Linked DNA regions of Homo sapiens: region 1 is linked to region 2. A link is an interaction called in ENCODE POLR2A ChIA-PET data of the cell type or tissue named here. Cell type or tissue: endothelial cell of umbilical vein. All regions are shown on one strand. Each heading gives the region's core, and the rest is flanking DNA. Links, peaks and the distances in the headings are about the cores only.

Region 1 (16,552 bases), core at 3,105-11,104, 110 kb after region 2:
ACCTTCCCCAACACTCCCTATGCCCTTTCCCTGCTTTATTTTCTGTGGCCATTAACATACAATATAGTCTAGTTATTTATCTGGTGTATTGTCTTTCTCCCACCCTAGAAAATAAGCTCTATGAATGTAGAGGTCCTTAATAGATACCTACTAAATAAACGAAGAAAAAGGGCACATTGTTTAATCTACATTGTGGGAGAATATGCAACTTGCAGGTCCCAGTAAAATTGACAAATACAATATTCATCTGAACCTGAAAATACTTAATTTACTTTTTCATGGTGCTGAGTTATTTTTCACATTTAATTGATGTGTACCACCATAAAAATAATTTTTGTTTAGTGTTTGATTGATACATTTGTTTTAAACATATGTCCCATGGGAGAGTTATGCCAAATTACTAGATCAGGACAGCCATAAAAAGATTAGAACTTCATTCAAACTCTCTGAAAGTCTCAAAGGCTGAAAAATGAGTCATTACGTACTCATTTATTTATAACATTTCTATAAACATCTTAATTCTATACTATTATTGGAAAAAATGATAAAAACAAACTCATTCTAAGAAGGTGCACGCATTATCCAAGAATTGTAAATGTAGTTTATAACACTGGAGAGTCTGCTAAAATAAGAAAGCTCAATTACCCCTCCTAGAAGTTGCCAATTTATATTCTGTATTTCTTCAAAAAACCTTTGGTATCTACTTATTTTTATGGTTTTTTTTTTCCTCATAGTTCTAGTAGTAAGCAGAAATGGAAAAATATTTTTACTGAAATGATGTTTACATTCACATGCTGGCATAAAAGTAACATAATGCCTATAGCTACCACATGTAAGGTATCATGCTATGCCAACCAAGAAGCAATGAGTCTACTGTTTACCCACGTATGAAGCTATATAACCCAGGTAAATTAACTAACCTTTTTAGGCCTTAGGTGCTCCATCTATTAAATGGGTGATATGGTTTGGTTCTGTGTCCCTACTCAAATCTCATTTCTAATTGTAATCCCCTTGTGTCGAAGGAGGGAGGTGACTAGATCATGGGGGCGGTTTCCCCATGCTGTTCTTGTGAAGTGAGTGAGTTCTCATGAGATCTGATGGCTTTATAAGTATTTGGAAGTTCCTCCTTCATTATTCTCTCTCCCGCTGCCACGCAAAGAAGGTGCTTGCCTCCCCTTCGCCTTCTGCCATGATTGTAAATTTCCTGAGGCCTCCCCAGCTATGCGGAGCTGTGAGTCAATTAAACCTTTTTCCTTTATAAATTACCCAGTTTCAGGTATTTCTTTTCTTTTCTTTTCTTTTTTGAGACGGAGTTTCGCTCTTGTTGCCCAAGCCAGAGTGCAATGGCGCAATCTCAGCTCACTGCAACCTCTGCCTCCCGGGTTCAAGCGATTCTCCTGCCTCAGCCTCCCGAGTAGCTGGGATTACAGGCCTGTGCCACCACGACTGGCTAATTTTTTGAATTTTTTGTTATTTTCTGAGATGGAGTCTCACTCTGTCACCAGGCTGGAGTGCAGTGGCGTGATCTTGGCTCACTGCAACCTCTGCCCCCCGGGTTCAAGTGATTCTCCTGCCTCAGCCTCCCGAGTAGCTGGGACTACAGGCACGTGCCACCATGCCCAGCTAATTTTTGTATTTTTAGTAGAGACGGGGTTTCACCATGTTGGCCAGGATGATCTTAATCTCTTGACCTCATGATCCACCCGCCTTGGCCTCCCAAAGTGCTGGGATTACAGGCATGAGCCACCACACCTGGCCTAATTTTTTATATTTTCAGTAGAAACGGGGTTTCACCATGTTAGCCAGGCTGGTCTTGAACTCCTGGCCTCAGATGATCCGCCCACTTCGACCTCCCGAAGTGCTGGGATTACAGGCGTGAGTCACCACTCCCGGCCTCAGGTATTCAATACATATTGATTAACTACCTACTAGGTGCCTTACAATGTGCCAGGCACTATGCTAGGAACTGGTAAGCAAAAAACAGAAATACATAACATGGTTATGAGGTGCCATTTTGAACTCAGTCTTGCAGATGAACTTCATTCAGAGAGAAACTGAACTGGGAACCAGAAAGCTGTTGGAAAACTAGGAAATATTCTCTCTATGTACTTCTCATTGTGAACTAGTTTCCGTTTTCTTCTCAGTAAATCAGCTTTTTCTGCAATATTAGCTTTTCTAAAATCAATTAGCTTTTTATGCAATAAAACTTTGATGGTAGACTGAAGGTGACCACTTACAAGCTACTAAGTTCATATGTTACTGTTAGAGCCACACTGAGAGACCAACTGCTGCTGTTTGTCTCCCTTTGATCTTTTATTTTAACTTCAAAGTCTTAGGAAAGGGATCGAGCATCCATCCTTGTCTTAACAGGCAGTCAGTTATCATAGAGTTATTGTGAGTTGAAAAAATACTCCAAATGGTATCTACAGCAAGTATTATGCATAATTTATAAAAGAAAAAACTAAAAGTTTAAGTTACTTTGCAAGTTCATGTGTGTAATGAGTGCCAGAAACAGGATTCAAATCCTAGGATTGTGCAAGTGCTGGGTCACTACATGAAAGTGAGTGCCTGCTTAAATTTTGCATCTTAGGATTTTGGCTTGCCTCACCTTAGTCTCAGCTCTGATAATGCTTAATAGTTCTTTTTGCTATACATGCATCTGCTTACTAAAATTCAGCACCTTCACAACTTTCAAAGAAATGCAATGTTAAAAAAACAAAGTTTCAAACATTCAGACACTAAAACTTTTTTGCAAAGAGAAACAGTATATAACTATATATGCTCTTATTGAATTTGTATACTGTTATATAACTTACCTCCCATGAGATTCTACTAAAAGCAGAAACTTACCTTCCCATTCTGTTGGAATATCCCCTGCTTCATAGTCTACTTCTTTTTTATTTGCTGCTTCTACAATTCTTTTCTCTCGAATAGTTTGTCCTATAAGACAAAAGTCATTAATACATTTTTAAATGAACCTATGATACAGTAGTTCTACAATTAATCTTTGAATATTGCATAACCCCTTATATAGTAAAAGAATTAAATTAACAGGAAAACGAGAATAGATTTCCATTTTGAATTAGGTATATTACAAAAGGCAAATTCTAAACTACTGTAAAAATTTATAATTATTTACCACAGCCTACAAAAATTAAAGGTAGGCCAGCCGCAGTGGCTCACGCCTGTAATCCCAGCACTTTGGGAGGCCGAGGTGGGTGGATCGCCTGAGCTCAGGAGTTCAAGATCAACCTGGGCAACATGGTGAAACCCCATCTCTACTAAAATACAAAAAATTAGCCAGGCATGGTGGCACACACCTGTAGTCCCAGCTACTCTACTCAGGAGGCTAAAGCACGAGAATCACTTGAGCCCGGGAGGCAGAGGCTGCAGTGAACCGAGATCGAGCCACTGCACTCCAGCTTGGGCTACAGAGTGAGACTCCATCTCAAAAAATAAATAAATAAATAGATAAATAAATAAATCTAGATTTAATGTACAGAAAAAGAGCAACCAATTAATCCTATAGAGCACTAATGGCCAATAAAAAATATTTTAATAATCAACAGCAAGTTCAACTTCTTCTGACTTACATGTATATATCTTAGAGGAAGCAATGGCTGCTGCAATCACCCAAGAAAATCGATATTCATTGCTGTTACTAAGTATGTAATGGACCACAAGACCCTGCAGCCACCCTCTCCCTAATACACTGGCAAACCCAAGGGAGCCAAGCCATGGGTTGAATTCTGTGGCCCATCTGAATCACTTCCTCTTAAGAGAATTTAACAAAACTGGTCATTGGTTTGGTTATGGCTATGGTAGACTGATGGTGACCACTTACAAGCTACTAAGTTCGTATGTTACTGTTAGAGCCACATTGAGAGACCAGCTGCTGCTGTTTTGTCTCCCTTTGATCTTTTATCATAATTTCAAAGTCTATGGTTCTTCAGATGAGAGATTAATATCTGGAGTGGAATAGTAGCAATGCAGAAACATGAAACAGAGAGAACAGTAAAGTAAAAGTTGGTGAGAAGTCAAGAATGGAATGAGAATGCCTAATGCTTATATTTCTCAATAAAAGTTGATTAGTGCATATTTTAAGTTTATACAGAAGGCATAAAACTAATTGTTATTTTCTTCTGTTTTCAGAAAGTCTTCATTATATCTTTCAAAGCAGCTTTATCAAAATGGTTGCTTCAAAACATGTTTCTTTCTCACTGAACCTTTGAGCCTGGGGAAACCAGGTAGGCTTTCTACTTCCTACTATTTAACAAGTGTGCCTGCCTACTCCAGGGAATGTGAGCTGAGACAGAGAAGTCATTAGTGAGGAATGATAAAGGGAGCAGCATGGCTTAACAGTGATCAGACCAGTCAGGGAGAGAAATTTGGACCTTACAAAATACTCCTTTCTCTTACCACTCCTAAGCCAATCTTACACTATGCTAAATATACTGACTTACATAATTAAAGAAATTAACCTTGATGCCTGCAAATCTCTCTCCTACACTACCTGATATTCTATTAGCTGTAAATTCATTTAAGTGTGGACAGGAAACTCCTGGGAGTGACTGTGCAGGAGAAAGGACGACATAAAAGGAAAGCCTAAGAAAGCTGAATGGCTGGTTTTATTTCTTCCATCTTAGTAATATTAAGTGAAAGGCTGGGAGTTCATAGACAACCCATTAATGGCTAATAAATCTTAAGTATGTGGTCAGGAAGTTCTGCATTTCATTATGAAGTCATTTAATCAGGCTGATTTAATCCTAACGCAGAGGTTCCCCAAGTTCTACAAAGAGGAGTTACCTTTTGCTTATCTTACCCAATAAATTTACAGTAGGACAAGGGACTGATACTAAAAGTGGTAGGAACAAGGATTAGGGTACAAGGAGCATATAACAATGACAACTGCATTTCTCTCACAGTAGAGGTTCAATATATGTACATGTATGTTTACTAAAATGCTATTTACATTCACATATATAAATACATCATAACAAGTTACTATAAATTTAGTATTTATAATTTAGCATATATTAAAGTAAGCTTATGTGACAATTTTCAAAATGTGTTAGTCAAATACCGATGTCTTCATGTAGTCCTTATCTAATTACCAAAATGTAAGAATGTTTTTTGGAGTAATAGTTATAGAAAGGAAAACTATTGTCTAAAATAAAAATGCAAATACATGGGATCCTCAAAGTACATGTATGGTCTATAAGTTTTTAAATGTACATCCATAAAGTTTAGCACATGGGGAGAGGATAGACAGGTCTATCGTTCTCAGTAGCACTACTAAATGCATATATACTACAGGCATATCTGCAACAAAAAAAATAACTTTCTATTCCTACTCTTAGGTCGATCAACTTCATGTAAGGTCTCCCAAGGATTTAAAAAATCAAAAGTTATGCCTATTTGTGTGTATGTGAGTGCGTGTGTGTGTGTGTGTGTGTGTGTGTGTGTGTATGCAAAGACAGGAAGAGTAATTAATGAGCTAGTTTAATTTCAGGACAATCACTGAATAAACCTTTATTTAGAAATAGTTGAAATAAAGATTTTTTAAAAAAGTATACATCTTTAGTAATATAAAATAAAGCTATTAGCTTATTAAATAAATTCTTTGTAATCAGATATGTTTATCTCCTCAATAAATCACTGTAAAACTACTCCCTTTTTTTGGAATAAATACTACTTGTTCAATTTTTATGAATTGGGAATGGAATTTATGCCTCCCACTGAGTAAGGAATTATGCACAAACTGTACACTTACTTATACTAATATGCTTTCATGCAATATTTGTAAAGACAACTCTATTTATCACAGCAAAAAAATTTCCATCGTAGTGAATACAGCAAATTTAAGTACCTGCTCAAGCATCAAAATTTTAGGTTCTAATTTACATTTAAAAATTAACTTGGTGACAAAAACATTTAATCCAATATATGTGTAGGTTCAATAAGTCCTAATACAACAAAAATAATTGACATTGGTGGACTCAATGAGTATTATTAAATAAAACAGTACACAGTTGTTTTATTTAATACTAAACAATATTATATTTAATTGAAACACAGGGTTTGAATTCAGGAAGGTAGTAATGGTCAATAATCTATGTATTTAAAGACTGTAGATATAACAGTATATTTTTCCAAACTTTAAAAAAAGAAAAAGCTAGCTGCTGTTGAGCTAATTGCCTTAGGAGGATGGTAGATTTCCTATTTCTTTGTTTAGAAATATATGGAGCCCATTTAATTTTAAAAAAAGAAAGAAAGGAAGGAAGAAAACATAATAAAAGGTGAGATCCCAAGGCATATCGTAGATGACAAGGGTTTAGGTAAAAGACAGGTTTCACATGTACTACTGAGCTTCTGGGACAGTGTATGAGCACCCTGGACACAGATATGGGAAGGAGCCTCTAGAGCAGAAACCTAAACTTCAGCCATTCAAGTACCATCTTTGCAATTTTTGCCATACTTTAGAGTACTATAACCTAATATTTTTCTTTACAGTGATTTGCATTTTTCCTCAATACTCATTTTTACCTTACTCTAAAAAATATTCATGTAATCACTGACTTAATGTGCTAGTTGTGTTTTTTGCTCACCCATAAAAATAGATTTAAAAAATTTAAAGGGTTGTCTTTGTGTCATCTAAAGTCATCTTATAGACCACAGTTGGGAAACCACACTGCAGACCACACTGGGTTGTAGAGACAGGCCCAGCCACACATATGGTGTTACAGGGCATAGAAACCAATACAACCAGCAGGAAACTCCTATGGACAGGTAATGGGTGTTGAATATCAAAGTCTTGCTTGGATTACATTTACCCTTGATTTCAAAAAATCCTGTAGTTCACAACAATGTTTTGTTAGGTTTGAAGGAAGAAGGGAGAGGTCCTAGATTTCCAGAGTCAGGAAAAAAAAAAAAAAAAAGCACTAACATTTATGGCATGTTTACCATGTGCCAGATATTGAACTAAGTTTTAGCTCTGCATGAGTAATTTCATTTAAGCTATACAATGCTATGAGGTACTATTATTACTTCATTTAAATAAACAATTTGTACATTTCATTTATAAAGAGATTGAGGCTTAAGAGAACTTAAGACATTTACTTGCTAGCAAACAGATATCAGGATTTGAACATGGGTCTTTTGACTCCAGATCCTAGACACTTAACCACTAAGATATGTTGCCAGACTTTCAGATGACTACAAATGTTACATCTACAAACTGACATTTCGGTTGGTAAAATACAAGGGCTAAGCTAAAAGTAAAAGAGTAAAAATCACTATTTCTTTCCAAAAAAGAAAAACCACTGCCTTTCATTAAGGTGTTTCAGAATGTGGAAGACACATCTTAAATCAATTAACTTAATCCTAATAATAGATTCATTAAAACTTCACTGAAGAAAATCTGGAAAATACCAAAAAGTAGAAAAAAATAAAAATGACCTGTAAGCGCGTGACTCAAAATATCATATTAACATGTTATTGTTCCCTTTCAGACTATTGTAACTAATAGATTATAAATACACAAACACATATACATGTGCGCATGTATTTATGAGATTAAAATTGTACCTATATCCTTTTTCCTACCACATGGAAAATATAAAGGTTTTCATGTCATTGTTGCATAACTTAAAAAGGAAAATCAATATTCAGTTTCTGAACTTACTCTGACATTCTGAGGAAAAAGAAATTTCTTGTAAAAGTGTGTTAATAACATTTCTTTTGTTCAATTGTGTTTAAAATGTGAAGATAAAAGTAAAAAAGATTGCCTTGTTAAGCATAGGCAGTAAAGCAAGTTAAAAAATACTAAAAATGAAAATGTATGCCAATTAAAGATATGTATCAGATATGCTATACAAAGGAAGTTTTACAAATTAAGGCAGAACTTCAAGATCCGGGAGGAAGAAAGAGGTAAAGTATAGTGATCCATACATTCTTTATGTTAACATGTAATGGATTTATTAGTGATATTTTAAAATGAATTAATAAACACTTAAAAATCTCACTTTTATGTATTTAAAATAAATTTCATTGTATATATTTAAGGGATATAACATGATGTTGTGGGATATGAATAGACAGTAAAAAGGTTACTAGAGTGAAGCAAATTAAAATATGAAAACATGCTTATCATCACTGGCCATCAGAGAAATGCAAATCAAAACCACAGTGAGATACCATCTCACACCAGTTAGAATGGCAATCATTAAAAAGTCAGGAAACAACAGGTGCTGGAGAGGATGTGGAGAAATAGGAACACTTTTACACTGTTGGTGGGACTGTAAACTAGTTCAACCACTGTGGAAGTCAGTGTGGCAATTCCTCAGGGATCTAGAACTAGAAATACCATTTGACCCAGCCATCCCATTACTGGGTATATACCCAAAGGACTACAAATAATGCTGCTATAAAGACACATGCACACGTATGTTTATTGTGGCACTACTCACAATAGCAAAGACTTGGAACCAACCCAAATATCCATCAATGATAGACTGGATTAAGAAAATGTGGCACATATACACCACGGAATACTATGCAGCCATAAAAAATGATGAGTTCATGTCCTTTGTAGGGACATGGATGAAGCTGGAAACCATCATTCTCAGCAAACTATCGCAAGGACAAAAAACCAAACACCACATGTTCTCACTCATAGGTGGGAATTGAACAATGAAAACATATGGACACAGGAAGGGGAACACCACACACTGGGGACTGTTGTGGGGTAGGGGGAGGGGGGAGGGATAGCATTAGGAGATATACCTAATGCTAAATGACGAGTTAATGGGTGCAGCACACCATCATGGCACATGTATACATATGTAACAAACCTGCACGTTGTGCACATGTACCCTAAAACTTAAAGCATAATAATTAAAAAAAAGAAACATCTAGTCATAAAAAAAATTAAAATATACATCATCTCACAGTTATCCCTTTTTGTGTGTCGCAAGAGCAACTAAAATCTACTCATTTAGCATGAATCCCACACACAGTACAATTTTATTACCAACAGTCCTCATGAACATTAGATCTCTAGATTTGTTCACCTTACATATCTGCTACTTTGTATCCTTTGACATACATCTCCCTACTTCTCCCAACCACCCCTTCCTGTCCCAGGTAACCACTGTTTTGTTCCTGGTCTCTGTATACAATCAGTCCTCTGTATCCATGGGTTCTGCATCTGCAGATTCAGTCAACCACCACTGAAAATACTTGGGGAAAAAAATGATGAAACAACAACACAACAATAAAATACAAATTTAAAAAATACAGTATAACAACTATTTACATACCATTTAGACTATATTTGGTATTATAAGTAATTTAGAGATAATTTAAAGTATACAGAAGTATGTGGATAGGTTATATACAAATATTATGCCATGTTATATAAGTGAATTGATCATCCGCAGATTTTTCATCAAATTTTTTTTGATCAAAAATTAGTTGACCATATATGTATAGATTGATTTCTAGGCTCTCTATTCTGTTCCACTGATCTATGTGCCTATTATTATGCCAGTACCGTACTGTTTTGATTACTATAGCTCTGTAATAAAATTTTAAATCAGAAAGTAAGTGTTTATTAATTTTAAATCAAAGTTGCTTCCAAATTTGTTTTCCTTTCTCAGAATTGTTTGGGCTCTTTGAGGCCTTTTATGGTTCTATACAAATTTTAGGATTGTTTTCCTATATCTGTATAGAATGCTATGGGAATTTTGATAGAGATTGTGTTACATATGTACACTGGTTTGGGTACTATGAACATTCTAACAATAGTAATTCTTCTGATCCATGAGCATGGGATATCCTTGCATTTATCTGTGTGTTCTTTAATTTCTCTCATCAATGTTTTATAGTTTTTGGTGTACAGATTTTTCATCTCCTTGCTTAAATTTATTCCTTAGTATCTTATGTTATTTAATGCTGTCATAAATGGGATGGTTTCTTTACGTCTTTTTCAGTTAGGTTGTGTATTAAAATGCTAATTTTTGTATCTTGATTTTTTTTGTATGCTAATTTTTGTATCCTGTAACTTTACTGAATTCATTTATTAGTTCTAACGGGTTTTTTATTTTTGCTAAAATCTTAAAATTTTTTTTATATATAGGATCATGTTTTCTACAGATAGAGATAATTCTACTTCTTTTCTGATTTGGATGCCTTTTATTTCTGTTTCTTATCTGATTGATCTTGCTAGTACTTCTAGTACTACGCTGAACAGAAGTGGCAGGAGTGCATGTCCTTGCCTTGCACCAGATCTCAGTGGAAACGTTTTCAGTTTTTCCCCATGGATTATAATGTTAACTGTGCGTTTTTAATAAATGGCCTTTATTACACTGAGAAACTTCCCTTCTATAACTAAACTGTTGAGAATTTTTAACAAGAAAGAATATCACACTTTGTCGAAAGCTTTTCCTGCACTAATTCAGATGATCATGTAGTTTTTATCTTTCATTCTGTTGATGTGAAGTGTCACATTGATTTGTGTATGTTAAACCAGTCTTGCATGCCAGCAATAAATCTCCCTGCTTGGTCCTGGTGTATACACCTTTTGATGTGTTGTTGGATTTGGTTTGCTAATATTTTACTGAAGATTTTTACACCAATGTTCATCAGAAAAATTGGCCTGTAGTTCTTTTGATGTCTTTGTCTGGCTTAGGTATCAAGGTAATGCTGACCTCATAAAATATGCTTAGAAGTATTCTCTGAAGCTCTATTTTTCAGAAGAGTTTAAGAAGTATTGGCATTAATTCTTCTTTGACTGTGTGGTAGAATTCAGCTACAAAGCCATCTGGTGTTTGGCTTTTCTTTGTTGGGGGGTTTTCTATTACTTCTTTAATGTCTTTATTAATATTGGTCTATTCATGCTTTCTATTTCTTCCTGACTAAATCTTGGTAGGTTGTATTTTTCTAGGAATTCATCCATTTCCTCTAGGTTATCCAATTTGTTGGCATATACTTGTACATAATAGTACTGTATGACCTTTTTATTTCTGAGGCATCTGCTATAATTTCATCACTTTCATTTTTTATTTTGTTTGAATTTTTTTTTCTTAGACTGGTTAAGGGTTTGTAAATTTTGTTTTTCAAAAAACCAACTCTTTGTTTTATTGACTCTATGTTTTTTTTGTTCCTTATTTGATTTATTTCTGTTCTGAATCTTATTATTTCCTTCCTTCTGCTTTTTTGGGGTTTAGTTTGTTCTTTTTCTGGTTCCTTGAGGTGTAATGTTAGACAATTTATTTGAAATCTTTCTTCTTTTTAACATAGGCATTAATTGCTATAATGTCCCTCTTAGAAATGCGTTTGCTGCATCCCATGTTTTGGTATGCTGTGCTTCCACTGTCATTTGTCTCAAGACATTTTAGAAATTTCTCTTTTGATTTATTCTTTGACCCACTGGTCATTCAGGAGCATGTTTTTAAATTTCCACATATTTGTTAATTTTCCAAGGTTCCTCCTGCTACTGATTTATAGTTTCATATCACTGTAGTTTGAAACAATACTAGATATATGGTCAATCTTCTTTTGTGGCCTAACACAAGGTCTATCCTGAAGAATGTTCTATGCATGTGTGCTAGAGCAAAATGTGTATTCTGTTGTTGTTGGATGCAAAGTTCTGAAGATGTCTGTTAGTTCCAAGTGGTCAAAAGTGCAATTCAAGTCCAGTATTTCCTTATTAATTCTCTGTCTGATTAATCTGCCCATTTTTGAATGTGGGGGTACTAAAGTCTCCTACTCTTATAGTATTGCTATCTATTTCTCCCTTCATGTCCATTAATATTTGCTTAATGTATTTAGGTGCTCCAATGTTGGGTACATATAGATTTACAATGGTTATGTCCTCTTCATTAATTGACCCTTTTATCATTAACTAATGACCTTCTTTGTTTCTTGCAATAGTTTTTCACTTGAAGTCTATTTTATCATATGTAAGTACAGCCACGCTTGCTTTCTTTTGATTACCATTAAATGGAATATCTTCTTCCATTCTTTTACTTTCAGCTTATGTGTGTCCTTAAAGCTGTTGTAGGTCTCCTGTAGGCAACATATAGTTGGATCTTGTTTTTCTTTTTAACTCCATCTAACCATTCTATCACTTTTGATTGGAAAATTTAATCCATTTACATTCAAGTTTATTACTGATAAATAAGTTCTTACTACTGTCATTTTGCTATTTGTTTTCTGGTTGTTTTGTAGTTCCTTTGTTCTTTTCTTCCTCTTTTTGCCTATCTTTATGATTTCACAATTTTCTGTAGCTGAGCTTTGATTCATTTCTCTTTATCATTCATCTATCTGCTGTAGTTTTTTGTTTTGTGGTCAGAATGAAGCTTAAATAACATATTTTATGGTTATAATCTACTATTTTAAGCTGATAATTACTCAACATTGATGCATACAAAAACTCTGGACTTCTACCCTCCCCACCAATTTACATTTTTGATACCACAGTCTACATCTTTTTGTATTCCTTAACAACTTATTGTAGTTTTAATTATTTCTGATGGTTTTGACTTGTTTGTTTGTTTTGAGACAGGGTCTTGCTCTATCACCCAAACTCCTGGCTGGAGTGCAGTGGCATGAACATGGCTAACTGCAGACTCAACCTGAGTCTCAAATGATCCTCCTGCCTCAGCCTCCAGAGTAGCTTGTGTGTGCCACAACACCCAGCTAACTTTTTTTTTTTTTTAACTTTTTTGAAGATACAAGATCTTGCCATATTATCCAGGCTGATCCCAAACTCCTGGACTCAAGCAATCCTCCCATTTAGCCTCCCAAACTACTGAGATTACAGGCATGAGCCACCATGCCCAACCTGGTTTTGACTTTTAGCCTTTATACTAGAGATTAGTATGATTTCCACACTACCTTTACAATACTAAAGTATTCTGGATATTTGCTTCTACCAGTGGTTTTTATACTTTCACATGTTTTCATGATAGTAATTGTCATCCTTTTGTTTCTGCCTGAAGAATTCCCTTAAGTATGTCTTGTATGGAAGGACTAGCAGTAATGAATTCCCTTGGCTTTTGCTTCTCTGTGAAAGACTGTTTCTCCTTCATTTCTGAAGAACAGCTTTGTTGGGTATAGTATTCTTAACTGTCAGTTTATTTCTTTGGATACATCTTTGAATATATCTTCTCAGTCTCTCTTGGCCTGCAAGGTTTCTGCTGAGAAATCTGCTGACAGTCTAATGGAGATTTCTTAATATGTGACTTGATGCTTTTTTCTTGCTTCTTTTACAATTCTGGTTTTGACTTTTGATAGTTTGATTATAATGTGCTTCAAACAGGAGCTCTTTGGGTTCAATCTATTTGGGGAGCTCTGAGCTTCATGGATCTGGATATCCATATCTCTCCCAAGACTTGACAAATTTTCAGCAATTACTTCATTAAATAAGCTTTTTGTCCCCTTCTCTGTCTCTTCTCCTCTAAGTGCATTTCTCCCATAGTACATTTATTTTCTTAATGGTGTCTCATAAGTCTTATAGGCAGTCTTCACTCTTTTTCATTCTTTTTTCCTCTGAGTCATTCCAACAGACCTATCTTCAGATTCACAGATATTTTTCTCCTGCTTGATTGATCTAGCCTGCTGTTGAAGCCGACAATTGTATCTTTAATTTCATTGATTGAATTCTTCAGCTCCAAGATTTCTGTTTTGTTCATTTTTATGATATCTATCTATATTGAATTTCTCATTCAGATCATAAACTCTTTTCTGTCTTCACTGAATTGCCTATTTGCACCGTCTTCTTTCTTAATGAGTTTCCTCAGGTTCATTATTTTGAATTTCTTTTAGACAATTAGTAAACTTCCATTTCTTTGGTCAGCTACTGAAGAATTATTTTGTTTTGTAGTGGTGTCATATTTCCTTGCTTTTCCATGTTTCTTGTGTATCTGTGTTGATATATCTGCACATCTGCTGGTACAGTCACCTCTTCCAAACTTTACAGAGTGGTTTTTATAGGTGAAGACTTTCACATGTAGATGGTACCAAGGATGCCACCAGATAAGCAGAATGTGGTGGCTCTGGTTCTATGTCACCACAGTAATGTGATTCCATGCAGCATCTTCAGCAGTGACCAATGTTGGAAATAACTTCAGGTGCCTCCCTGGTCTAGGCTTCAGGAGTTTGTGGTACTGACTGCAGCAGTGTAGGTTATTAGGGCACAGGCTTTAGGAATCCTCTCATTCTTGTTATCCTCACAGTGGTGAGTCTTAGCTTAGGGGATCTCTCTCAGTGTCAGATCTGACATGGCTCACAGGCTGCCAAGGCAGCACTGGGATCCAGAGCACAGATGCTCAGAGTGTCTGGAGAGTTGGGTTCCTCAGCTCAAGGTCTTTCAAAACCACTATAGCACCTGGGACCTGATGTATAGGTTCACTCTCAAAGGTACAAGTGAATGCAATTCTCTCACTAAGCCATGGTCTATTGCTCTGAGGCACACTCTATCATCCTGGGCCCAAGGGGCTGAGATATAGCTATGGTTCTGACCCTTTAGTTTTATTATAAAAAATATCAATACATATTCCATAAACAAAGTTCTCTCAATAATTATGAAGAGTCTAAAGGAATTCTGAAACCAAAATGTCTGAGCACTATATATAACACTGAGAAAAACCCAGGAATTAATAAAGCCACAGCACTAAACAATATAGATAAATAGATGAATAAATAAAAATTGGAGCGATAAAAGGGCTCTTGCTTACCATGATGATGAATAGTAAATGTGGAACAAGTACCAGAGTTGGAAAAGCATCATTTTCTAACTATCATGACTAGTTCTGATAAAAATTATTAATGGAAAGGGATTGTTTTTATTTAGAAAGTTTCCCTTTCTTCTGCATATAGTGTTCTCACACATTTGAAAGCTGCGCAAGATATTATTTAAAGGATGGTTAGAAATAAGATTTCTAATATTACTACTTACAAATACTGCCTTCCTAGGGTTTCAGTGACCCTGTAGGTGAGTATGACTCTTGAAGGTACCTGTGGCAGGAGACACCAATGGTTCCTAAGAATGAAACAGCAGACTCAGGCATCTCTCCTTTCCTGAGCCACTATTCCTTTCCTAATCCATTCACACAGGCCAGGAGAGATATTTGGGCAGCCTTTAATCTTTACATTTCAGAGTTTCAGCGCTCATAAAATATCTAAGACCGTGGAGGAGGGATTTTCTTCCACTAGTACCAAATCAAAGGTAGAGGGCTATAGAGCTGTAACCCACAAGCATATATAATTCTTGGTGATAGTTTTCAACCAGTTGTCTACTTCTAGCCCAATATTTTACATTGATGGGGTAGCATGAGGAGAGATAAGTGGAATTTGGAGGTGACTTTGGGGTTGAAAGAGAGGCTGGGCTGAGTGAGGTGACATACTTCTGAGATAGTTGTTCCCTTGTATATAAGCAAACCTGACACGAGCTCCTGGGTTGGAGGAATGGTGATCAAATAGGTAGGACAACCAGAATAAGATCCTTATAGTCTGACTGATGTCTCTCCTTTTATAGCAGTGGCAGCAAGCAGTACAATCAGGTGATAATTCTAAATCAGTTTGTTGACTGGTGGTGATGTATAAGAGACTGAATTCTGCATACAAAAGGAGGTTTAGAAGTATCAATGCACAATGTATGAAAGTGAGAACTACTGAAAGCCAAGCACCACGCTACATATATTAGGTTTGTGGGCTTTCAAACTTTGTTATTCTGAACCATTACAAATAAAATGAACACAAATTAAGAGCACTAAAATAGGAATTCTTATACTGAAAGCCATTTTTACACATGACTTGAAGTGTAATTTGACTAAAGTTACTCAGTTGCAGCATCTGTTTATTAAGAGCTTGCTGTTCACCAAGCAATGTTTAGGTTCCTTTCATGTTTTATCTTTTATCTTTAAAACAATCTTCTACAGATGAGAAAAAAAAAGGTATAGGGTAGTTAACTTATCCAAATGTTCACAGCTGATTAAAGTAGTATAGCTAGCATTTGAACCTAAGCATTTCTATGACTCCAAGCATAAGCTCTTTCTGTTTAAGATTTTAAAATTAGCATTTATAAAGCTTGCATATAGTATTATTACAGATACCCAATTAAAAACTAACATCTTATGCATGACTATCATAAGCTATTATTCCTCACAGTAATTAAAGGAGGCACTCCAGCTTGAAAATGTGATGATTCTATAATCTGACATGTCCTACATATACTTATGTGAACATGTAAGACTATCTCCACAGATAATATTTTTAAAGCAATTATAGAAGTCTTACAGATAAGCTTTCAGAATTTTTAAGACTGCCTACTAGTTCAATGAATTACCTAAAATCTTATTAGCTTCCTCATATTTACAAGTGTCCTATAAGGAATCTCAACTTGTTCTATCACAGAAAATCCAATATTATATCAAAATGCTTGGTTATTCTGAAATGCTTTATATAATATGATTTAGCTTTTCAGATCTGAAAAGATAAAAGGTCTTAAACTACACCCAGAAAGACAGCAGAACAATTCCAAGTAACC
Region 2 (16,552 bases), core at 4,146-12,145:
TTTTTAAAGGATTGTCAGATCAATTCAACAAACATATATTGAGCACCTATAATGTTCCAGGTTCACAGGTTCATTAAATTAATGGATCTGTGGGCTTTTGGCTCTTATTAAATGCTGATCTGGATTGATAGATGTTTTTCAAGCTTCTATTGTTCTCCTTGAAGCCACTGGGCTACTTCGTCCAGCTTTGATGTCTTTCGTTTATTATAATATCTCTAGGGTGCCATTAGTTCTTTTTCTTATCTTCTATCAACTAGAATTTTTTCCCATCTTTTCCTTTTAGATTGAAGTACATAACCTATTTCTGAGTCTGTGTCTTCTTTCTATGTAATAATGCCTCCTTTACCAACCTGCAATAAATAGAGAGAACTTTAACCTCCAACGAGTTAATAAAATTATTGCCAATTGTGTTCAGGCTAAAAATGGATCATCCTCCCCACTCCAATTGGACAGTGCCATGATTCTTCCTGTGTCATAGACCTGATAATAGTGATTCAGACATATTATAATTAATCACTTTATCCATTAACATAATTATTACTTACTAGCACCCACTGTGTAGCAAGCACTGTACTAGGAATTTTCATATGTGTCAGAATTGTTTTCTGGAGGCATAGTGTCTGGATTACAGCCATGCCAGTTATTAGTTATGTGATCTTGAATAAATTATTTCTTTGTGCTTTGTTTCCTCATCTGAAAAATGAGATACTGGCACTACATCAAACGACAACTGTCTCTTCTGTAATATGAATATAATAGCATGTCCTCCAAAAAACCATTTTGGAGATTATATGACCTAATATATGTCAAGTCCTTAGTATGGCACCTGGTGCATAGTAGGCATCACGTGTAATCTATCTTCATTAATATTATCTTATAATTATTTATATTATCATCCCACTTAACAGATGAGGACACAGAAATATTAAAAAGTTGATTTAATTTCTCCATGGCTGCACAGTTAGGCAACAGCAGAGCTCGAGTATACACTCAGGTAGTTCAATAATATCTTCTTCAAAGTCCAATATAGAACATGTCCATTAAAAATGTAGTTTTTAAGTCATTGATTACATATTTATTATTTGCCAGTTATGTACAGATACATTGAATAAAACAGTTTAAATTGAACAACACAGACTCAGTTGGCAGGAAGAGAGGAGAAAGTGAGGAGGGTGTCCATGTGTATTAGTCTATTCTCACACTGCTATAAAGGACTACCTGAGACTGGGTAATTTATAAAGAAAAGAGGTTTCATTGACTCAGTTCCACAGGCTGTACAAGTTTCCTCAGGAAACTTACAATCATGGTGGAAGGGTAAAAAGAAAGCAAGCACATTTTCACATGGCAGCAGGAGAGAGAGAGCAAAGGGGGAAGTGCCACTCACTTTTAAACCATCAGATATTGTGAGAATTCACTATCATAAGAACAGCAAGGGGGAAATCTGCCCCCATGATCCAATCCTCTCCCACCAGATCCCTCCCCCAACACTGGGAATTACAATTCAACATGAGATTTGGGTAGGGACACAGAGACAAACTATATCATTCTGCCCTGGCCTCTCCCAAATCTCATGTCCTTCTCACATTTCCAAACACAATCATGGCTACCCAATAGTCCCTCAAAGTTTTAATTCATTCCAGCATTAACTCAAAAGTCCAAGTCCAAAGTTTCATCTGAGAGAAGGAAACTTCCTTCTGCCTATCGGCCTATAAAATCAAAAGCAAGTTAGTTAATTCCTGGGGAGACAAGCATTGGGTAAATGCTCCCATTCCAAAAGGGAGAAATTGGCCAAAACAAAGGGGCTACAGGCCCCATGCAAGTCTGAAATCCAGCAGGGCAGTCACTAAATCTTAAAGCTCCAAAATGATTTCCTTTGACTCCATGTCTCACATCCAGGCTACATTGATGCAAGGGGTGGGCTCCCAAGGCGTTGAGTAGCTCTGCCCCTGTGGATCTGCAGGGTACAGTCCCTGTGGCTGCTTTCACTGACCAGCATTGAATGCCTGTGGCTTTTCCAGGTGCATGGTGCAAGTTGTTGATGGATCTGATTCTGGGGTCTGGAGGATGGTGGCCCCTTCTCACAGCTCCACTAAGCAGTGTCCCAGTGGGGACTCTATGTGAGGGCTCCAATGCCACATTTACCCCTCTGCACTGCCCTAGTAGAGGGTCTCCATGAAGGCTCCACCCCTGCTGCTTGTATTGAGTAATACCAGCAGGCTTGTATTAGTCAATTTTTCACACTGCTATAAAGAAATATCCAAGACTGGGTAATTTATAAGGGAAAGAGGTTGAATTGACTCACAGTTCCATATGGCTGGGAGGGCTCAGGAAACTTACAATCATGATAGAAGGTGGAGAAGCAAGGACCTTCTTCACATGGCAGCAGGAGAGAGAAGTGCCAAGTGAGGACGTGCCACACTTTTTAAACCATCAGATCTCATGAGAATCCCTCACTATCATGAGAATAGCATGAGGGAAACTGCCTCCATAATGCAATCACCTCCCTCCCTCAACACGTGGGGATTACAATTTGAGATGAGATTTGTGGGGACACAGAGCCAAACCATATCAAGACTTCTGCCTGGGCATCCAGGCATTTCCATACATCCCTTGAAATCTAGGCAGAGGCTCCCAAACCTCAACTCTTGTCTTCTGCACACCCACAGGCCCAGGCTCATGAAGTCACCAAGGCTTGGGCTTGCACCCTCTGAAGCAATGGCCCGAGCTGTACCTTGACTTCTTTTAGCCAAAGCTAGAGCTGAAGCATCTGGGATGCAGGGCACCATGTCTTAAGGCTGCACGGGACCTTCAACCTGGCCCATGAAACTATTTTTCCATCCTAAGCCTCCAGGCCTGTGATGGGAAGGGCTGCTGTGAAGGTCTCTGAAATGCCCTGGAAGCATTTTCCCCATTGTCTTGGCTATTAACATTCAGCTCTTCTTTACTTATGCAAATTTCTGCAGCCTTGAATTCCTCCCCAGAAAATGGATTTTTCTTTTCTACCTCATGGTCAGGCTGCAAATTTTCCAAACTTTTATGCTCTGCTTCCCCTTTTAATATAAGTTTGAGTTTCAGGTCATTTGTTTGTTTATGCAAATGAGCACAAGCTTTTAGAAGTAGCCAGGCCACATCTTGAATGCTTTGCTGCTTAGAAATTTCTTCTACCAGATACCCTAAATAATCTTTCCAAGTTCAAAGTTTCACAGATCTCTAGAGCAGGGGCACAATGCCACTAGTCTCTTTGCTAAAGCATAGCATGAGTGACCTTTACTCCAGTTCCCAATAAGTTCCTCATCTCTGTCTGAGAGTACCTCAGCCTGGAATTCACTGTCCATAACACTATCAGCATTTTAGTTACAATCACTCAACAACTCTCCTGGACATTCCAAACTTTCCCTCATCTTCCTGTCTTCTTCTGATCCCTCTAAACTGTTCTATCCTCTGCCCATTCTCCAGTTCCAAAGTTGTTTCCACATATTCAGGTATCTTTATAGCAAGACCCCAATTCCCTGGTAACAATTTTCTGCATTAGCCCATTCTCACACTGCTATAAAGAACTACCTGAGAATAGGTAATTTCTAAAGAAAAGAGGTTTCATTGACTCACAGTTCCACAGTCTGTACAGGAGACATGGCTAGGGAGGCCTCAGGAAGTCCTCCTGCCAATCATGGCAGAAGGATGAAAGGAAAGCAAGCATATCTTCACATGGTGGCAGGAGAGAGATAGAATGAAGGGGGAAGTGCCACATACTTTTAAACCATTAGATCTTGTGAGAACTCACTATCATGAGAACAGAAAGGGGGAAATCTGTCCCCATGATCCAATCCCCTCCAACCAGTTCTCTCCCCCAACATTGGGAATTACAATTCAACATGATATTTTGGTGGGGACACAGAGCCAAGCCATATCACCATGCAATGGGGGCAGTCTGGCATATGGTATCAGCCTGGGTAGTGTAAGGAGGGCATGCATTGAGGGGTAGAAGGGGAAGTAGCACTTGCTGCCCTTGGCAGAGTTTCAGACCCCAAGGGAGGTGAAGAGGGCACTTGTATTGGAGAGGCAGCAGCGGCAAAAGAAGATGGGTTATATATAGAGACATTAACCAAATAAGGAAGTACGTGAAAGATGATGGGAGAGGGGTTTCTCATTGTCAGGGTAGGGAGTTACAGGTATGGAAAGGATGAAAACTAGAATAGACTTTGTGGTGTTGGACTGGAATTGAGGGTATTGGTATGAACTGTGTATCTGTTAAAGAAATGGACATCACAGTTTATAATCTTCCCAAAAAGAAAACTCCAAGCACAGATGGCTTCAGGGTAAATTCTCCCAAACATTTAATGAATAAATAACAATTTTACTCAAACATTTCCAAAAATAGAGCAGAAAATACAAAGATATTACAGCAAAGGAAACTACAAACCAGTATCCCTTATGAACATAGATGTAAAAATTCTAAACAAAATTTTAGAGTATCAAATACAATATATTAAAGGGATAAAAGGATAGTACGTCATAACCAAGTGGGGTTCATCTGAAAAATGTAGGATTGGTTTAACATTAGAAAATCAATCAATGGAATTCATCATGCTAATACACTAAAAGAGAAAAACATGATTATCTCAACAGATGAAGAAAAGGCATTTGACAAAATCCTGCTAAGATTCTGTTCTTAAAGATTCATCAAGCACAACCTGTGTTGAGAAGGATCATTTGAGAGGGAGGAACATTGATAATTGTCTATTCTTCCAAGATATTCAAAGCTGGGACTCCACAGCCATTATGGTTACATGTTGCTCAAGCATATATTCTAACTTTCACTTACCTCTTACCTAAATGCATTAGATTATCATTTACCTTGTTGTTTCCCAAACTCTGTTGCTTGAAACACCAGCATTCCTTGAAATATAAGGCCCTTTTTGGAACCTCAAGACGTACATTAACATATTAAAGTTCTAAGTCCCGGGAAGAAACCATATCCAAGATCTTTTTATTTCATGTGAATTTTGACCATTGCTGTCTTATCAAGGGAACTTGCTGATAGAAGCATTTTATTTTGACCCATCCATCCATTCTTGCTTATATATTATATAATATGTATAGGAGCTTGTAAAATAATAGCATGGCTAGAGCAGGCTGGGAAAACTTGGTGGAAGGGTAAACGTCCTGGACTCTTGCCTGCTGCCAGTTTACAGTAATCTTCCTTAAACACCACTTTTCTTCCAATGCTCCTCTGCCTGTATAACTTCCTACACACACCAACTCTATACCCCACCATGGAAATTAGTAACTTTTCTTAGATATTTTTCCAATTCTTTGGTTTTAATATCTTTTAAATTCATAAAAGAATCTAAAATGCTTAATTTAGATTAATAAAAACAATATGTTGTCAAGAAAATATTTTAAAGCCACAGAAGAGATCAATGAAAAAGATAACTTTCAGTTGTCCTGGAGAAGCCCTTTAAGGGGTTTCTCTATATATACCCAGAGAAAGCAACGTGGTGAAAATGAAATTTCTACTGGTGTTTGCTAATACAGTGTTTCTTTCTATAAGCATGGAAAACATATTAAAGAGAACTGTGTCCTGTGAGAGGTGAATTTATTAAGAAGCTGGGCATCAAGTCATAAACCTACCACTGGAAAGTAAAATAAAAAGGGAAACCCAGCAGAGCATTTTCCTTTTGTGTGCTCAAGGCATTAGTGAATTATTCTTTGTGCAAAGCACTGCACATCTGGGAAGTGAATAGTTTAAATAAAGTAGTAATATATTTAAGAGCACCTTTTGAAAGTTACAATCCCCAAGGAAGATAAACCATAAGAATCCTTTCATTGCAAAAAAGAATTCATTTGTTATAACAAAGGAGCAAAATGGAGCGTGGTATGTGTAATATGCTGAATGTACAAAAAACAGCATTCTCGCTCAGTCTGATCCTGCATAAGTAATTTTTCAATTAAAGTGCCTTTTCCTCAACACTTGAAATAGTTCTTGGATGAGTTGTAAAGTACTCATGTTAACTGCATTAGGCCAATGGTCATTTAGTGTAAACAGGAACAAGATTTCAGCTAAGCTAGAACAGTGTGACAAACATTATTTTGATTCTTCCTGTGAAGCTTTAGAACAAAGCTTATAAAAGCAGAAAGATATTGAAATCAATTTACAATGATCTGGCCTTAGCTGGCAAAATCAGGCCAAGCCCTAAAATACATATGCTTTGAAGCACAAGTCCATTAGAAAATATACATTTGCATCTTAATATACTATCTATTTTGTCTTCCAGGTTCAAAAGGCAAACAAAAGGCCCAAATTATAATTATTAATGGCCTCAGAAATACATTAATATTATCTATACTAAGAACATGTATAGAGGAATAATGTTGTAAGAAAAATTGTGAAGAACACAGAATATTACATGGATTCATCAAAACTATTATTTTCTATCTTTCAGGATAGAGGCTTTCAAAACAGAAACAGTTTTAAGTTAAAGGAATCCATCTTTTCCCCCTTTTTAGAATAAAGGAAAAATTAAAGTTCTGGACATCTGAAAAGTTATATGCATTTGTACAAATAATTTTACTCCAAAGTATATTTGTCAAGAGAATGCATATTTGGTTGGGATTCAGCATCTTAATAGCATTGCTATGGTCACTGTGAAGTACATTTAAAAAATGAAAGAATCCTTGCCCTCTAAGGACTTTTTATCCTGTTAATTTTAGAATTCTAGAAATAATACCAGATATGGTTTAAAACTAAAATGTATTTTATTTTCTTGGTGAAACATACTTGTAGACATTCATATTAAGCAAATGAAATGGTCATCTTTATATCCAGACAGCACCTACCATTAGAATAACAAAAAGAACAGCTGTTTTCCTCATTAGATTACTGGCTCACTAAATTTTCATTCAGAAAAAGACAGTTTCATTGACTTCTGTCATATTCCTTTTTACTGACTAGGACTATGTCCAACAGAAATGCAAGCCTATATGCACCAAGGGATAGCATAACTATATTCACAGGAACATTATCTGTAATGCAAACTGTAAGCAACCCAGATGTCCAACATAGTAGAATGGATAAATAAGTTGTCGTTTATTTAATGGAATACTACATAGCAATGAAAATGAACAGACTGCATCTACATTCAACATCATAGATAACAAGTGAAAGAAACAAGACAAAAGAATATATAAAGTATGACCTCATTCTGTAAAGTTTCCAGACACACAACACTAAACTCTATGGTTGTATATGGTACATATGGATGCACATCCAAGTGGTAAACTGTAAAGAAAAGCAATAAATGATTACTTTAAAAGTAAGATTAGGCTGGGCACGGTGGCTGATGCCTGTAATACTAGCACTTTGGGAGGCTGTGGCGGGCGGATCACCTAAGGTCAGGAGTTCAAGACTAGCCTGGCCAACATGGCGAAAACCCATCTCTACTAAAAATACAAAAATTAGCACAGCATGGTGGCACATGCCTGTAATCCCAGCTACTCGGGAGGCTGAGGCAGGAGAATCACTTGAACCCAGGAGGCAGAGATTGCAGTGAACCGAGATTGCACCACTCTAGCTTGGGTGACAGAGTCAGACTCTCTCTCAAAAAAAAAAAAAAAAAGAAAAGTAAGATTAGAACTTACTCAGGGAATAGGAATCGAGCTTGGTGAGAGGGTTGTGACTGGAAAGAGATCCATGAGACTTCTGACATGCTAGTTAAATTCTTCTTTTCTTCTCCTCCTTCTCCACCTACTTATTTTTACCATGGGTGGCACTTACAAAGTGTATTAATTCTTACAACCATTTGTAAGCTGTATATGTCATATGTTATCACTTTCTTGTATGTTACACTTCATAGTAAAACACGTTTTTTTAAAAAAAACCCAAGGATTACTACACTAAATAATACACACACACACACACACACACGCACACACACACACACACACACACACACATACACACATTCTAATTGGCTTCAAAGAGAAAAGAAAAAATCCTGATTTTATATTAGACTTCCCTTGTTCTCCTTCTCTTCTGCTGAGCACATATTAAGTGTTCAAATGTACTTACCAACTAAAGAGATAAGAGTTTCAAAGTGCATCAAAATGTACCATTCAGTGTCATGCGTGTTATTTGAGAGCTTCAAAGACTTATGTGGGTTTTTTAGCTGATGGTGGAATTGCATGTACGTATTCCTATTGTCTCTTGTGTCTATGTTGACAACACTAGCTGATATATGACTATGCAGAAATAGTGCTTGAAAAAAATGGGCAACTTCCTGTGCTTACAGCTGTAACACAGAAGCAGCTCAACTTTGATTTTACACCTATGGCCTGCCCCTAAGTTTCCTGCTTCCATCATTACTGTGGATTCTAATCTTAGGAAAAGTCTGCCTCTTTGAAAAAACAAATATACAAACCTGAGCTAACCCAGCCATGTCAACCTATAGTATTATTTATCTGACTTAAGCCTTAATCAACCAATTTTTCTTCATGCTCCTGAATTAGTTGGGTACTAGGTTATTGTGTTACCAAATTAGCTCCCTTTCAACTACCCTGACTGAAACCTGTAACAAATTCTAATTACTGGTGATGGGATATTCTTAGAGCCTCTTTCAGCAAATATCCCAATAAAAATCTTGGTTAACAGACTGACAATATCAAACTCTGACATATTATACAAGAAAGAAACTCAGTTGACCAATTGCCCATCTCTTTACTCCAGAATGGATTTTCTAAAGGAGCACAGAAAATCTATACGGCAATTTTATTCTCCCCTCTGTAATCATTGGTATTCTCTAGCTCCTGGGTAGGTCAAAATCAATTTAACATTTAAAAGTCCCTAAGGCCATGAACAGTGGCTCACGCTTGTAATCCCAGCACTTAGGGAGGCAGAGGTGGGAGAATAGCTCAAGTACAGGAGTTCGAGACCTGCTTGGGCAACGTGGAGAGATTCCATTCTCTGAAAAAAGGGGGGAAAAAAAGATAAAAATACTTGAATCTGGTCTATGTTCTCAGAAAGTTGAATTTTATTTTTCAAAATCGATACCACTTAGTAATGTTCTGATGCAAACAATATTGAAGGCAATACAGCTCACTCTTTATCATCCAAAGGTTTATCCACAGCACAGCTTACTTACTTCAAGCAAACCTTGATCCAAAGATTGGTAAAATAATTAACAATATTCCTTAAGTCACATGTGGTCAACAGTCTGTCTACTTAATCTATCATCCAGAATCAAGGCCTTAAAGGCAAAATAATTATTTGTCTCCCTTTATTCTGGCAAATATAAATATTGAATGAAAATGGGCATCTCTTTTTAGTCTGGTGCTTTATTTCAGCCTGAGTTATACTTTCTCTCGTTTTTTAAATAAGGTAAATAGGAATGACTTCTGCAAGGGGGAAGGATAAAAGACAGAGATATAGAACAAAGATCTGGAACAATCTTATAAAGTTACTTTATTCTACTAAAACAATGTCTAAATTATAGCCTAATACTTGACTCCAAAATACTATGGCTCAAAGGATATTTCTCCAAATATAATTACATACTGTAAGAACGTGATATGACAGAGCAAATATAGGCCATAACTGGTAACCCTATTCTCCAACATCACTGTTATAAGTGGGACATCTCTGAATTAGAGTTTCCCAAACTATCATGCCCATTCAAATACATATTCCAAGCCTCATTTAATACTGAAATTATGTCGGGATTAGTTACTGTTTGGCTGATGCATACCATGTTTACTTTCACTTTTAATGAAATGAAAACTGACATATAGCATATAACATTTCCTGTGGGAACAGAAGCCAATGTGATCTAGGACAAAATGTAAACTTCCTACATTTAAAAAAAGCATTTTAACAAAAGAGGAATGAAAATACCACTTTACATTTGTGAGTAACTGGGATTCAAACTGAAAGCCCGCTGATTCCATGCCACAGCTGTCCTTAGTTTCCTTAATAATGATTTATCCAAAATCTTCATATGATAAAAGTGATTTTAGTAAGTAACTGTAACATCTCAGGCTTTTGTTTATCATGAGACAGACATGTATTCTCACTTTTTTTCTACCCTCTGCCCCCAATAATCACTTATAGAATAAAATCTGAGTTAAAAAAGCCATGCATTTTCCAACCAAACATCTTCCCTGACAAATATTATTTGAAATTAGATTACAGCTATGTGCCTTCTTTTTCCACTCCTCAGTGGCAGTTAGTGGCAGAAAACAGATGATCAAAGCAAGAGTGGGATTATAATTTGCACATATTAGCATAGATTATTTTAATTGAATACAAGTCCAGAAATTACGTATAAATGGTTTCTAAATCAAATATGGTTTACAATTAATGAAGTACTTATATTAGGTTGGTGCAATTACCAAAAACCACAATTACTTTTGCACCAACCTCATAGTAAGAAGCTTACCTGTTAATTCGCTAAAGTCAAGATCACACCTATTCAGATAATCATAACCATCTAGCAGCTTCAGTTGCAATATTTCTTCTATCTCTCCTAAGATACAGAGAGCAAAATCATTATTTTATTGGATTACTTTAGTTTTTTAATTTTTTAAGACAATATGTGATTATTTGTACAATGCTAGAGCTCTGAGTTGTGATAAAGGCTATGGTAAACAATCGGTGTTATATCATGCCTCCCTCAGTTTTTGGACAGCCAGTGGTTGCTTAAATAAATAACTAATGTGCTGTGTATACACAGAAAATAAAAATTTTAATACCTATCTTTGTGTCAAATTGTGTTTCTTTAAAGAAGGCAAATAGACAATTCTCACTCAACACACATAATACCCCTGAGTTAGATATTTTAAAGATGTTCTTGAACTCAAAGAAGGAATTCTAAAACAATCACCCAAGCATGAAAAAAAAATATCATCTTGGCACACCAGAGTTTCCTAAAACTACTGCATAAGAAACTAAAACTGGAAGACAAAAATCTTTGACATAAAACTTTTGTTATCAGGAAAAATATAACAAATAACAATTCACAAAATTTGCAAAAATCTATTTTACACCCACCTGTGGTCCTTAATATATTCATTGTTGCTTTTCAGTGATGGGATTCTCTCTCATTTAGTGGCCCTGCTTAGGCTCAGATGTCCAGAGGTCTCTACGAATCAGGTGGAGGAAGATGATGGAGAAGCTGGATAGGAGAGAACATCATGCCAAGGGCAGGGCTGGGTAGTGAACACGCCACAGCTGTGCCGACTTAGAATCCTCAAGTAACACAGTTGTCTAGGTCAGTGGTTCCTAAGCTTGTCTACAAATAGGAATCATCCTGGGAGTTAAAGCGCTCCTGACGCCTGTGTCCCACCTCGAGAAATAGTGATTTAATTGGTTTGGGATATGTCCCGGGCTTTGGCATTTTAGAGATCTCCAGGCAATTCTAATTTGTAGGCAAGTTTGGTCACAACTGGTTTATATTATTTTATACTTCGAAAAATTAGGTTCATGTCCATTTTAGTATGCTTCTTATATCAGTCTCAGGGCATTTGGGGAAATCTAGATGACTACTTGTTCTAGAATATTCCCATCACTGTAAATCCATGGAGGTAAACCAAGATCCAAAAGCAAAACTGCAATATAATTGAATTATTTATCATTGTCAAAAGGAGAATAAAAGTAGGAAATATAAAGGCATTAGAATAAGCTAAATTTTATAAAATGTTTCTTCAAGACAAGAATTATTAGTGTATGGATTTTTTTTCCAAACCCAAGCCCTAGAAACTTTCTTCTGTTTGCCACTCTAAAACCAGACAGAAAAATTAGAGAACAGTCTATAATAATCTGGGTTTAAGTAATGACCTGGATTTGTATGACCTAGTCTAGCTTTCCACCTTATCAGATGTACCAGGGGCAACTGCTGGAACGAGGAAGAAGGAATTGGGTATTACACATGAATAAACTTGCGGAGAAGCTAAGTTCATTAATGTTCTGTTGGCAGGAATCAAAATGACTTAGAAGCAGCCAAGCTGAATTACAGGTTTGATTTACTTAAGAGTTACAAGTTATGTGGACATCAGCATTTTTTTATACCAGCCTCTAGGCAGCCTTGATATCGAGACCTCATAATCCTGCCTTTCACAGTAAGATCCAGTTGTATTTCCCTGTGGCTTCTCCACTCTTGTGGGGGTATACGAGCTGTGAGTACAGAAGACATAAAATAGTTTTAAAAGTTCAAAAGTATCAGTTCATCAAAAGCAAATATTGGGAATATTAAATATCTCTGCTCCTTTTTTTTTTTTTTTAAAGGTAAGCTTCACTCATAACAGGTGAGTAGATTGAAACTGGAAAACGTATATTTCAATGTCAGGTTCACAATGGGAATATGTAGATTCACTCTGATTCATGGAGCTAACATATCTTAAATAGACGGAAGTGCTGAGCTGAATATATCGCTCCTTTGAAATGGAAACAATGACTAGATCATAATGGGGATATGTGGATGTTGCCTTCCCAGCCCTTCCCACCTCATGACACAATGTAATCCGCTGTCAGTTCAAAATTCTACCAAGAGCTGGGCAAACCAAGGCATTACCTGCTTACGTGGGGCAATGGTACCTAAGAGAAGAGTATGGTGGGAATGAACCGTAGCCAGTGAACAAAAATAGTGAAAAGCAGCATGCATGGTTCAGTTTTAAAGGCTTCTTTGGTTTAATGCAATGGAATGTGTTCCAAATGTCAAGACAGCTAATTCTCAAGATCTTCCCAGTCTCATTGAAAGCTGACTGCAAATCACCAAAGCACCAAAATAGAAGGTAGTTGTCGATTATTTCCAAATACACCAAATCATCCACAAGAACGTGCTCTTCTGGCAAGTGACATGGCAACTGGGTTTTCATTTCAAGGGCCAACTGCCACCAGTTGTTTATTCTGAGGCTTCAAACTTAACAGGTCCAAAACTGAACTGTTTCAGTTTCAGATGGAGGGTTCATTTCCCTCTGTCTTCTGCTTTTGCTTCCCCCGTACTTGCTGCCAAAGTTAGTCTTCCACCTACACAATCAGCAAACCAGAACTGGGAGTCATTCCGGGCTCCTCTGTGTTTCAGTGCCTCGCTCCACATCCTAGCCATCGTAGATCCTGACTAGCAAATTCATTCGCCCCTACTCTCTATTCCTTTGGCCACCACCACAGGTCGCCACCACCACAGGTCGTGTCCTCATCTTTCACCCCTCTGGAGTTTTTTCCTGACCTATTACTCAAACATGAGCATACCATCTCCCTGCTTATTCTCTGACAGCTGTGTGCCTGTACTCTTGCTTTTCCCCTGCCTGGAATGTTTATTTTCCCAAGTTCTTGTTAACTAGCTTTTGATACACTTAAGCTTAAGAAATGGCCTAATATTTTCTGTCAAACCTTTTCTGATTTATCAGGCTGAGTTGGGTGTTTCCTCTTCTGTGCTTCTTATATCACCTTGTAATTTCTTTCTTACATGTTAGTCTTCTTGCCTTACTTACGACAGGGAGCTCCATATCCTGCTCAATACACCCAGGACTTGGAAAGTGCTGAGTCCACTTGTGTTAAATCAGTGATTCCTCATTTGCCTACTGGAATTACCTGGGGAACTTCAAAAAAATACTGAGGCCCAGACTCCACTGCAGACCAATTCAAGTGGAATTGCTTGGCGTGAAGCCCAGGTACTTGTAGTTTTAAAAAACTGCCCAGGTGATTCTAATGTACAGCCGGGGTTGACAATCACTGTGCAAAACTATTGATCTCAAATGTGAGTTGAAGCCCTATCAAGAAAACAGGAAGTTTGATGGGCTTTTGTTTTTTGTTTTTTAAAGGACATTGTGTTAGTTATCTATGGCTGGGTAACAAATTATCCCAAAATTTAGCAGCTTCAAACAGCCAGCCCTTCTCTCAGAGTGTCTCTTGGTCAGGAATCTGGGCACAGCTTAGTGGGTCCTCTGGCTCAGGGTTTCTTGAAGACTGCATTCATGGGGTGTCAGTCCAGGCTGGGTGTGGGGAGGAGGAGAGCTTGCATGTGAGCTCACTCGAGTGGCTATTGGCAGGACAGGGCTCCTCACCGGCTGTTGGCCAGAAGCTTTCTTTGGCTCTCCTGCCTTTCAGGGCAGCTCATAGTCTGGTAACTGGCTTCCGTTAAAGTAAGCATGTGAGAGAACAAGGGGGTGAGCAAGGTGGAAGCCAGAGTTTATCTATAACCTGGAAATGACATCCATTGCTTTTTGCCAGATTCTGTTTATCAAAAACTCCAACCCAAACTCTACAGGAGGGGATAATACAAGGGCACAAATACAAGGAAGACAGTATCTTTGGGAGTCATCTTAGACACTGCCTACCACAGACATTTAATGATGATACTCTACCTAAAAACTAATCTACCTTAAAGGAATCCCAACTGGACTGTCTTAAAATTAGGAGCATGCACATCAATGGTTTCCTTGAAGAACAAATGTCATACGCTTTGGTAGAGATGAAATAAAAGTAAACTGACAGGTGTACTTTCTAATAATAAATTTATATTTTTGTTTAATCAACTATAGCTGCATTAATTTAAGGTCATTTAGACAAGATAATATCAAGGCAGGCCAGCTTGCATAATTCCAGCCTTTACATCGCCTTATGAATTAGGTCAATGTGCTTTCCAAAGACTGAAAGTGCTCCTTCTTCTTTTCCCTAACATTTTCCTAGTTATACAAGTTCATAGAAAATAGGCCAGACACTTTAAGGACTCAACACAAAATTTGGTTTTAGTAAAGAGCAGATACAGTAAATGTAAAGGTAAACTATCAAGCAAAATAGGCAAGTTGATGTACTGATATTAAGCTGATGACAGTAATAAATTTTAAGTTTACTGCTCATTTTAGAGGGACAAGCTAATGTACCGAACAACACTGAATACTGATATTAGTAACTATAAGCCTTCCTCAAAGGTCCTGTCAATACTAAAGGATTCATTCATCTGTGGAGTGCTTACCATTTAATGCTAAGAATGCAAGTTAAAAGTGCTTAACAACATCTAGCAAAATGACACAAACTACTAAAAGTGAAAAGAAACCCTTATGAAGGCACAAATGACTTGCACTCTTGAAACCTGATGTTGACAGGACATTTACACAAAATCCTAAACTGAATTTATATTCCAACTAAAAAATGCCATCTCCTAAAATCAATTTGGTTTTGGTGCAGAGAGAAAGCACTGGCCTTCCAGATTCAAAGTACTGCCTTTGATAGCACCTTTTTCCTTGAATCATTTTCTAAATATTTGTTCAAAAATATCTGTAGCTTGTAAAACCTGATGGGATTTTAAAAAGGATATGATCATATTGCACACTTATTAGATGTAACTGAGAATTGTGCTTTAAGTACTTTTTGCATGCACAGAAATTACTTATGAACAATCTGTTGTAGTTTGCTTTTAAAAAGATTAAACAGCACCGTTGTGGGAAATCTGCCCTTTCCTTCAGCTGAGGTGGCAATTCTCAGTGATGTGATTTTAATCACTAAGACCTGGAAGATAAAGCCATGATCAGCTACTATTAGCCAACATAAACAATTCCGTGTCAACCACTGTTAGTTACAGTAGATGTGAGGATTAAAGCTAGTAACCTAAAGATTGCTGAATCCCTACGGCCTTTTAATAAGCCTCTGAACCATCCAGTTCTCATGGCCTAGATAGGGTTATTTGGGGCTTAAGTTTGAATATGTTAACCTTATTTAAAGGATGGCATTTCAGCTGCCAAATTGAAAGACAATTGAAACACGTCACCCCAAAATCTAGTAAGCTTTCTTTTCACAGTAGTATGAGTTAGCAATTCTAAAATTACTTTCTGTGTATTCTATTCATGAGCAAATACATAAATATTTTGAGGATAATGGCAGCCAGGTTTCTTCCTGTTAAAGGAGTTATAAATATGGAAAAGGGGGAAACTAGAAAGCAGCATTTGACTAGAGTTGAAGGTATCAGTACAAATTCATGGTTTTTAGTAGCTAGAAATAAATATAAGTATTTTTGTATGTATCCGTCTGCTGAGAGGGACTACACACAATGACACACCAGTAGCAATGAGCAAACCTGGCACTCAGTAGATCTTGGTTCCTGAATACCATTCTACGTGGAAAGGAAGCAGAGCTCCTTGGAGAAATAGCCAATTGCAGGGCTAGAGTGGGAATAGTACAAGTTGAGCCTGGAACATCTTGTACCAAAAAGCAAGAAAGTCCCCAAAGAATGATGAGGACACAAGTAAAGGACATAGACATCCTGGGGTTCCCATTGGTCAAAACTGGGACAGTTAGAACATCAAAATAAGTAACAACAGTAACAATATTTGATTTGTTGACTAAGAATCCATGAGTCCATTCTGTTATAAACAAATGAAAAAATGAATGGGGGAGGAAGGAAAATGCTTTCTTTCAGTAGAATGTCAACTAATAAATATTGAGTTAGAAAGTCAGTCACTCAAGGATAGGGAGGAGGAGGTTTAAGTGTCCCATGGTAAAGCATTCAGTCTCTATAGCAGCCAGTGACATGGAAGAGCTGTTTCTCAATGGGAATACAATTCTCTG

Evidence for each region. Peaks named below come from ENCODE experiments on the same cell type or tissue, not always from the same donor. Only the 100,000 strongest peaks of a DNase experiment are listed, where the experiment ranks them.
Region 1: POLR2A ChIA-PET joins it to region 2 with 9 read pairs; 2 of 35 experiments call an interaction of 5 or more read pairs at or near these places.

Annotation. Positions count from the first base shown.
Region 1 is chr5:61,059,513-61,076,064 of GRCh38, reverse strand. NDUFAF2 (NADH:ubiquinone oxidoreductase complex assembly factor 2) reads right to left here. Exons shown (of 4, transcript NM_174889.5): 2 at 2,851-2,940. Among named protein-coding and RNA genes, the nearest start is that of SMIM15-AS1, 95 kb to the left of the region's middle. In endothelial cell of umbilical vein, for the core only: no CTCF peak of the experiment used is centred there; no DNase peak of the experiment used is centred there.
Region 2 is chr5:61,174,317-61,190,868 of GRCh38, reverse strand. It overlaps SMIM15-AS1 (SMIM15 antisense RNA 1), which reads right to left. Exons shown (of 4, transcript NR_109908.1): 2 at 11,042-11,165; 3 at 10,431-10,517. Among named protein-coding and RNA genes, the nearest start is that of SMIM15, 20 kb to the right of the region's middle. RefSeq lists an enhancer at 2,654-3,169. In endothelial cell of umbilical vein, for the core only: no CTCF peak of the experiment used is centred there; a DNase peak (open chromatin) is centred at 8,238.